Linked DNA regions of Homo sapiens: regions 2 and 3 are each linked to region 1. A link is an interaction called in ENCODE POLR2A ChIA-PET data of the cell type or tissue named here. Cell type or tissue: Caco-2. All regions are shown on one strand. Region 1 has its middle 4.8 kb from the start of SNORD141A. Region 2 has its middle 16 kb from the start of GFI1B. Region 3 has its middle 13 kb from the start of RALGDS.

Region 1 (2,500 bases):
AGCAGATGCTGCCACCGTGTCCTTGAACTTCTCAGCTTCCAGAACTACAAGAAACAAATGTTTTTCCTGTAGGAATTACCCAGTCTGGGATATTCTGTTATAACAGCAGAAAACAGACTAACGCAGCATGCTTCTCGCATCTTGCCCTGCTGTGGGGTGGCAGATTTCATCCCACTGGACAGAAGGGCACTACAGCTCTAGCCACCTCCTATGGGCGGATTGGGCACACTGGGGGTGGGGGGCAGCCTCTATGTGCCACTTCCACACGGGAGAGATTCGGAGCTCCTGAAGGACGCTTGGGTGCTGCAACCAGCGTTTGTTGCTCAGGGAAAGGGTGGATGTAGGGACCAGCCCTACAGGGTCTGTGGGTTTTTCTCCCCTTGTGCGGAGACGAGAGATCGTAGAAATAAAGACACAAGACAGAGAGATAAAAGAAAAGACAGCTGGGCCTGGGGGACCACTACCACTGAGACGTGGAGACTGGTAGTGGCCCCGAATGCCAGCCTGTGCTGTTATTTATTGGATACAAGACAAGCGGGCAGGGTAAGGAGTGTGAGCCACCTCCAATGATAGGTAAGGTAACGTGGGTCACGTGTCCACTGGACAGGGGGCCCTTCCCTATTTGGCAGCCAAGGTGGAGAGAAAGAGAGGGAGGAGACAGCTTACACCATTATTTCTGCATATCAGAGACTTTTAGTGCTTTCACTAATTTTGCTACTGCTATCTAGAAGGCAGAGCCAGGTGTACAGGATGGAACATGAAAGCGGACCAGGAGCATGACCGCTGAAGCACAGCATCACAGGGAGACGGTTAGGCCTCCGGATAACTGTGGGCGGGTCAGGCCCTCAACAAGAGGTGGTGGAGTAGAGTCTTCTCTAAACTCCCCCAGGGAAAGGGAGACTCCCTTTCCCGGTCTGCTAAGTAGCCGGTGCTTTTCCTTGGCACTGATGCTACTGCTAGAACACGGTCCGCTTGGCTACGGGCGTCTTCCCAGACGCTGGCATTACCGCTAGACCAAGGAGCCCTCTGGTGGCCCTGTCTGGGTGTGACAGAGGGCTCATGCTCTTGTCTTCTGGTCACTTCTCACCATGTCCCTTCAGCTCCTATCTCTGTATGGCCTGGCTTTTCCTAGGTTATGATTGTAGAGCGAGGATTATTATAATAGTTGAATAAAGAGTAATTACTACAAACTGATGATTAGTGGTACTTACATATATCTATGATCTATATGTAGTATAACTCTTGTTATTTTATATATTTTATTATACTGGAACAGCTTGTGCCCTCGGTCTCTTGCCTTGGCACCTGGGTGGCTTGCTGCCCACAGGTGGGGACCCCTGGCACAAGACACAGAAGGGTGCATCTTCCACCACCACCCCTTGGAGCTGAGCTCCTCTTTCCAGACTCAGGGACCCTCCTGCTGAAGGGACCGAGGAGCTGGCCCCCTCGGGGATGGTTTGGGTTTTAGGAGGAATCTTGGCCTTAGACAGGACCTGGTAGAAGTTTTGCCATTGAGAAGCTTTGAGCTGCTGTTGGCATGAGGAGGGAGGATGAGTCCGCTTCGCCCGTTGGGCCTCACTTCTGTGCATGGGCACTGCCCTGCTTGGTTTGAACATTTTTTCAGCTTAAATGTTTAATTTCCTGTGACGTGAGTCGGGGGGGGGGGCGGAATTGGATCTTACTGTCACCTTGCTACCGGACTGCTGGCCTCCAGAACTCTGAAAATCACATTTGTGTTGTGTTTTCAGTCACCCAGTGTGTGGCGATTTCTCACAGTCACCTTAGGAGATGAATACAGATCAGGGAGTCCTTGAATTTCCAGAGCATTTCCAGAATTTATTTTTGGGTCATAACATTTTCTTTTTTTTTTCTTTTTCTTTTTGAGACGGAGTCTTGCTCTGTTGCCTAGGCTGGAGGACAGTGGCATGATCTCGGCTCACTGCAACCTCCACCTCCCAGGTTCAAGCAATTATCCTGCCTCAGCCTCCCAAGTAGTTGGGACTGCAGGACGATGCCACCTCACCTGGCTAATTTTTGTATTTTTATTAGACACGGGGTTTCACCATGTTGGCCAGACTGGTCTCGAACTCCTGACCCCATGATCCACCTGCCTCAGCCTCCCAAAATGCTGGCATTACAGGCGTGAGCCACTGCGCAGGGCCGAGTCATAACATTTTCTGGCATAAGCAGGTCAGGTTTTCTTCTCTTAAGTTACTGGAGCTCACTCACTATAAATCAGGCCTCCCCGCTTCATTCTTTACCCCTCCTATGGGGCCAGAGACCACCCATTTCCAGGCTGGGGGTCCTCTTTGAGTTACTGACCGTCACTGGGGGCACATGGTGTAAATGTCGCAGCGCAGCCTGGGTGGCTGAATTGCAGCAAGTGTTGTCCCCACCCACTCTCCAGACTATATGTTAAAACTCTAACTCCCTGAGCTGGTATTAGGAGTTGCTGCCTTGGGAGGTGATGAGGTCACGAGTGTGGAGCCCTCGTGGCGGG
Region 2 (2,500 bases), 63 kb after region 1:
ATTACAGGTGTGAGCCACCCATGCCCAGCCTGCATTATAGGTTTTTAAAAATACTTGATTTTATATTTGTGTCTCTTTTCTCTTACATTGGAAATCTTGGTTCTTGACAAAATTCGCATTTTTATCTCTGCATCTTACTGCGCCATAGTTTATTCAATCAGTCCCCTATTTTTTTTCTTTTTTAAACTTTTTTGAGAGGCTTTTGGGCAAAAACCAGAAAGCCTGCTAGACAAATTCTAAAAGAACTGTAACACTAATCAGTCCCCTATTAATTGACATTTGGGTTGTCTCCAATATTCAACTTTTGCAGATAATGCCATAAGAAATATTTTTTTGGCCGGGTGCAGTGGCTCACACCTGTAATCCTAGCACTTTGGGAGGCTAAGGTGGCTGGATCACCTGAGATCAGGAGTTCGAGATCACGCCACTGCACTCCAGCCTGGATGACAGCAAGACTCCATCTCAAGGGAAAATAATAATAACAATAATAATAATAATAATTTTTTTGAGACGGAATCTGTCTCTGTCGCCCAGACTGGAATGCATCTGGCGTGATTTTAGCTCACTGCAACCTCCGCCTCCCAGGTTCAAGAGATTATTCTGCCTTCGCCTCCTGGGTAGCTGGGACTACAAGTGCGTGCCACAACATGCCACTAATTTTTGTATTTTTAGTAGAGATGGGGTTTCACCACGTTGGCCAGGCTGGTCTTGAACTCTTGACCTCGTGATCTGCCCGCCTCAGCCTCCCAAAGTGCTGGGATTACAGGCATGAGCCACCACGCCTGACCAATAATATTTTTTTGAAATGAAAGTTCCCATATATGTAATACTGAACCCAGCCTACTAGTGTACAACATGTAAACAAAGAGAAAAAATAGATTCCTTTTTTTTTTTTTTTTTTTTTTTGAGATGGAGTCTCACTCTGTTGCCCAGGCTGGAGCGCAGTGGCGCCATATCAGCTCATTGCAACCTCTGTCTCCTGGGTTTAAGAGATTCTCCTGCCTCAGCCTCCCAATTAGCTGGGACTGCAGGCTGGTGCCACCACGCCTGGCTATTTTTTTTTTTTTTTTTGTATTTTTAGTAGAGATGGGTTTTCACCACGTTGGCTAGGCTGGCCTCAAACTCCTGACCTCAAGTGATCCACCCGCCTTGGCCTCCCAAATTAGTGGGATTACAGGCGTGAGCCATTGCGCCTTGTCAAAAATGTATTCCTAATAAAACATGTCAAACTGTCCAGATATGGTGACATTTTCAGCTTGATATGGTGATGATGGTGACCTTGATAGAACATAATATGTGTGTCATCTCATGTGTAATTCCTTATAGACCCAGCTTGGTTCTTCTTCAATATCTCCTTTTGGAGTTGTACCTAATTTGATTACCAGTTTTCATCTGATTCCACTGGGAAATGGGATGATTTTTGCTTTTGTTTCTTGGCCAGGAATCACTTAATCCTCAAAGTCTTGTGAGAAGACATGGCGAGAAGCAGAGTCAAACACACACCACGATAGCAGAGAAGGGAAGAGAGAGAGAAGAAAGAATCTTTTATGGGCCAGGAGAGGAGGCTCACACTTGTAATCCCGCACTCTGGAAGGCTGAGGTGAGCGGATCACCTGAGGTCAGGAGTTTGAGACCAGCCTGGCTAACATGGTGAAACCCTGTCTCCACTAAAAATACAAATAATTAGCCAGGCATGGTGGCTCGCATCTGTGGCCCCAGCTACTTGGGAGGCTTAGCCACGAGAACTGCTTGAACTCAGGAGGTGGAGGTTGCAGAAAGCTGAGATGGTACCACTGTACTCCAGCCTGTGTGACAGAGTGAGATTCTGTCTCAAAAGAAAAAAAAAAAAAGAAAAAAAAAACAATTCTGTATGCACACATGTGTGAGTGTAGGGTTGTGTGTGTGTGTGTGTGTGTGTGTAGAGTGTAGGTGTGTAGGGAAGATGCATAGCAAAGAAAGAATGCACACATTATGGCCTTAGATATGGCCAAATTCCTGTCTAGAGAGGGTGTGCAGTCCTGTCCTCCCACTCCCAGAAGTGTAGATTTGTTCCCACAGCCTTGCCAGCAAGGTGGGTTGTCAAATTTGGGGAATTTTGGCCGGGTGCGGTGGCTCTCACCTGTAATCCCAGCACTTTGGGAGGCTGAGGCAGGCAGATCACGAGGTCAGGAGATCGAGACCATCCTGGCTAACATGGTGAAACCCTGTCTCTATTAAAAACACAAAAAATTGGCCAGGTGTGGTGGCGGGCACCTGTAGTCCCAGCTACTGGGGAGGCTGAGGCAGGAGGATGGCGTGAACCCGGGAGGCAGAGCTTGCAGTGAGCCAAGATTGCACCACTGCACTCCAGCCTGGGCGACAGAGCGAGACTCCGTCTCAAAAAAAAAAAAAAAAAATGAGAGGTATTTTGCCAATCTGATAGGACAGGAGGAAGGGCATCCCAGGGTAGTTTTAATTTGTGTTTCCTTTATGTTGAGTGAGGCTGTCTTTTCATACTTCT
Region 3 (2,500 bases), 110 kb before region 1:
TAATAGGGGCCGGCGGGCAGGCAGCCAGTGCAGGGGAGCCCTGCGGTGGGTGAATCAGCCAGTTGCTGAATTACTGTCCTGCCTGGGGTGGTGCCAAGCCCCAACTGCCAAAATAAGCACAGCCCCTCTTTGCCTTTCTCTCCCCACTCCAGGGTGGCCCACCTTCCACATGCCTTGGCAGGTGTGTCCTGTGGCTCTGCTGCTCCTGGGAGTCCCCGGGTCTCCCTAGCCTGGAGCAGGGGAAAGGTCCTCCCCACTGGGGTGTGTAGCCTTCCACAAGTCATTCTGCGGCTCTGCCTCCCCACCACACACAGGGGCCCTCCTGTGAACTGGAGGTCATTGAGATACTTGCACCCTGAACTTAGAAGGGCACCGTGAGGATAAAATCACCTTTGACTCTTTATGAAAAGTCATAAAGAGTCTTCCTGCTAGGAGTTTGCAGGAAGGAGTGACTGGGAGCGCAAACCTGAGAGTCAGACAGGATTGGAAGCCCTGCTCTGCTGTGTGGCTTTGGATGAGCTTTGTGCCATCTCTGAGCTTCATCCTCAAACTCACCTGCAAAACCTGCGTCACATATCATGATGGTGAAATGATACCCGCATTGGCATGGCAGTGCGTAGTAGAAATTATCAGAGGGTTGTTGACTCTGGTTTAGGCGCCAGGTTGGAGGCAGCAGTGATCAGCAGAAATGGAAGTCAGAGTCCCCAGCCTAGGCCTCCTACAGGGGACAGACCACCCACCCCAGGGACAGGGTCCCAGCAGCGTCAAGTCTGTGTGCTGCCTGGAACAAATCTACTTGTGATCCTTAATTTGGAACAGAGTAGAGGAAAGCAAGCAGCCTTGGGGGCCGGACTTACACCCTGCCTTGGCACTGACACGCTGTGTGACATCAGGCAAGTTGTTCGCCCTCTCTGGGCCTCAGTTTTCTCAGTTTTACAACAGAGATGATGACTGTGGCCTCATCTTTCTGGCAGAGGCTGTCTGGAAAAGTGCTTTGTCCCCATTGAGGTGTGCTAAAGGCGGCGCCAGACTAGGCTCTAGGGTACGAAGGGGTGTCAGGAGTTGATCCTGCCTGCCAGGCTTCTGAACGTGGCAAGAATTTGCCTCTGGGCTGCACAGTGACAGGTGTCAGTGATGCCCCCGTCCCTGGGAGTCTCCTAGTCAGAGCCAAAGAGGGAGGGGATGCCAGGCATAGGTGCAGCCTCCAGGGGCAGGATCTGTCTCCTGCACGACCACAGCATCACTACCTAGCAGAGCCGGCTGGGCCTGAATGTGTGTTGAGCGACTTGACGGGGCCTCAGGTTCCCAGAAGCCAGGGGGAGGGGAGCTGGAGTGTCCCCCCAGCTGGACACCGAGTCTGGCCAGCAGCTCCCTGAGTCAAGTTAGCAGCAGGAAAGAGGAGCAAAAGCCAGGCCTCGGCCTCTGCTATCTGCTTCCTGGACAGGATGTGGTGCCGAGTAAACAGCTTCGCGAGGAGTCACTGCTCTGGCTCTGAGTCACAGCTCCTAGCGACAGCTGCACAGTGTTTGTAAACAATGGGCCTCACACCCAGCCAGGGCCTGCCCCTACCTAGAAAGGTGCCTGTGGGTTGGGTTTTGCTAGCCTGGGCTTGTGTGTGTGGCCAGGTGCATTATCCCAGGCCACCCGGCGTGCTGGGCAGAGCATCGTGGGACCACTGGTAGGTCGTGTGTCCTGGGAGAAGCCTGGGGTCAGGGTCGTCGTAAGCTTCATGCACAGTAGCTGGAAATGTTTGTGCCATGTATGGCCCTCACTAGGCCCAGCTCCTGAAGGCAGCCAGAGTTGCGGTGGGGAGGCTGCAGGTGGAGCTCCTCCAACTGGCCTCACCCCCAGGCCCCAGCGCCTCGGCTGTCCATGGCAGTCTTCGTTCCAGGCAGTGACAGTGATGTGGCGCATCACGTGGCGGCCTGGCCAGCAGGGAACAAAGACCCTGCTCTCCCCCAGGCTGGCGGCAGAGGCAGGGCCAGGGACCACGTGGGTGGGAGGAGGGGTGCATGGCCCTGCTGCTCCCCTCCTGCCAGCACCACCTCCTCGGGACTCCTGCATTTCTGCGTGGCAGCTGGTGCTGCTCCTCCTGCAGCCTGACTGTGTCAGCAGTCCCTCGATGGCCTTTCCAGCAAGCTCAGTGCCCACTGCCCCGGGTAGCCCTGCCCACCCTGGCTCCGAAAGGAGGAGCCCCAGGATTAGGCCCTGAGGCCAGGCTGACCTGTGCTGGAGGTGGGGGCAGGGGAGATATGGGGGTAACAGGCTTGGGAAGCTGGGCTGGAGTGGGCTATTCAAGAATAGCACAGAAAGCTTGTGTGAGAGATGCAAGGCCCTGCAGAGGGCCTGGTACCCGGGAGCTGCTTGTCCAAGCAAAGGCATTAGCTCACAAACACACCAGCAGGGTGGCCTGGTTCCCTGCCACTTCCCTACTGGTCCCCCACCCCCACTATGAAAGTTGAGCGCTTCTGGCCAGGCACGGTGGCTCACGCCTGTAATC

Evidence for each region. Peaks named below come from ENCODE experiments on the same cell type or tissue, not always from the same donor. Only the 100,000 strongest peaks of a DNase experiment are listed, where the experiment ranks them.
Region 2: POLR2A ChIA-PET joins it to region 1 with 8 read pairs; 10 of 35 experiments call an interaction of 5 or more read pairs at or near these places.
Region 3: POLR2A ChIA-PET joins it to region 1 with 5 read pairs; 25 of 35 experiments call an interaction of 5 or more read pairs at or near these places.

What each region holds. Positions count from the first base shown.
Region 1 is chr9:133,024,003-133,026,502 of GRCh38, reverse strand. No RefSeq gene overlaps it. Among named protein-coding and RNA genes, the nearest start is that of SNORD141A, 4.8 kb to the right of the region's middle. In Caco-2, no CTCF peak of the experiment used is centred here; a DNase peak (open chromatin) is centred at 992.
Region 2 is chr9:132,961,488-132,963,987 of GRCh38, reverse strand. It overlaps a transcript of GFI1B not described here, the pseudogene RPL39P24 and the pseudogene RNU7-21P. Among named protein-coding and RNA genes, the nearest start is that of GFI1B, 16 kb to the left of the region's middle. In Caco-2, no CTCF peak of the experiment used is centred here; no DNase peak of the experiment used is centred here.
Region 3 is chr9:133,132,907-133,135,406 of GRCh38, reverse strand. It overlaps a transcript of RALGDS not described here. Among named protein-coding and RNA genes, the nearest start is that of RALGDS, 13 kb to the right of the region's middle. RefSeq lists enhancers at 1,149-1,438, 2,153-2,500. In Caco-2, no CTCF peak of the experiment used is centred here; a DNase peak (open chromatin) is centred at 1,496.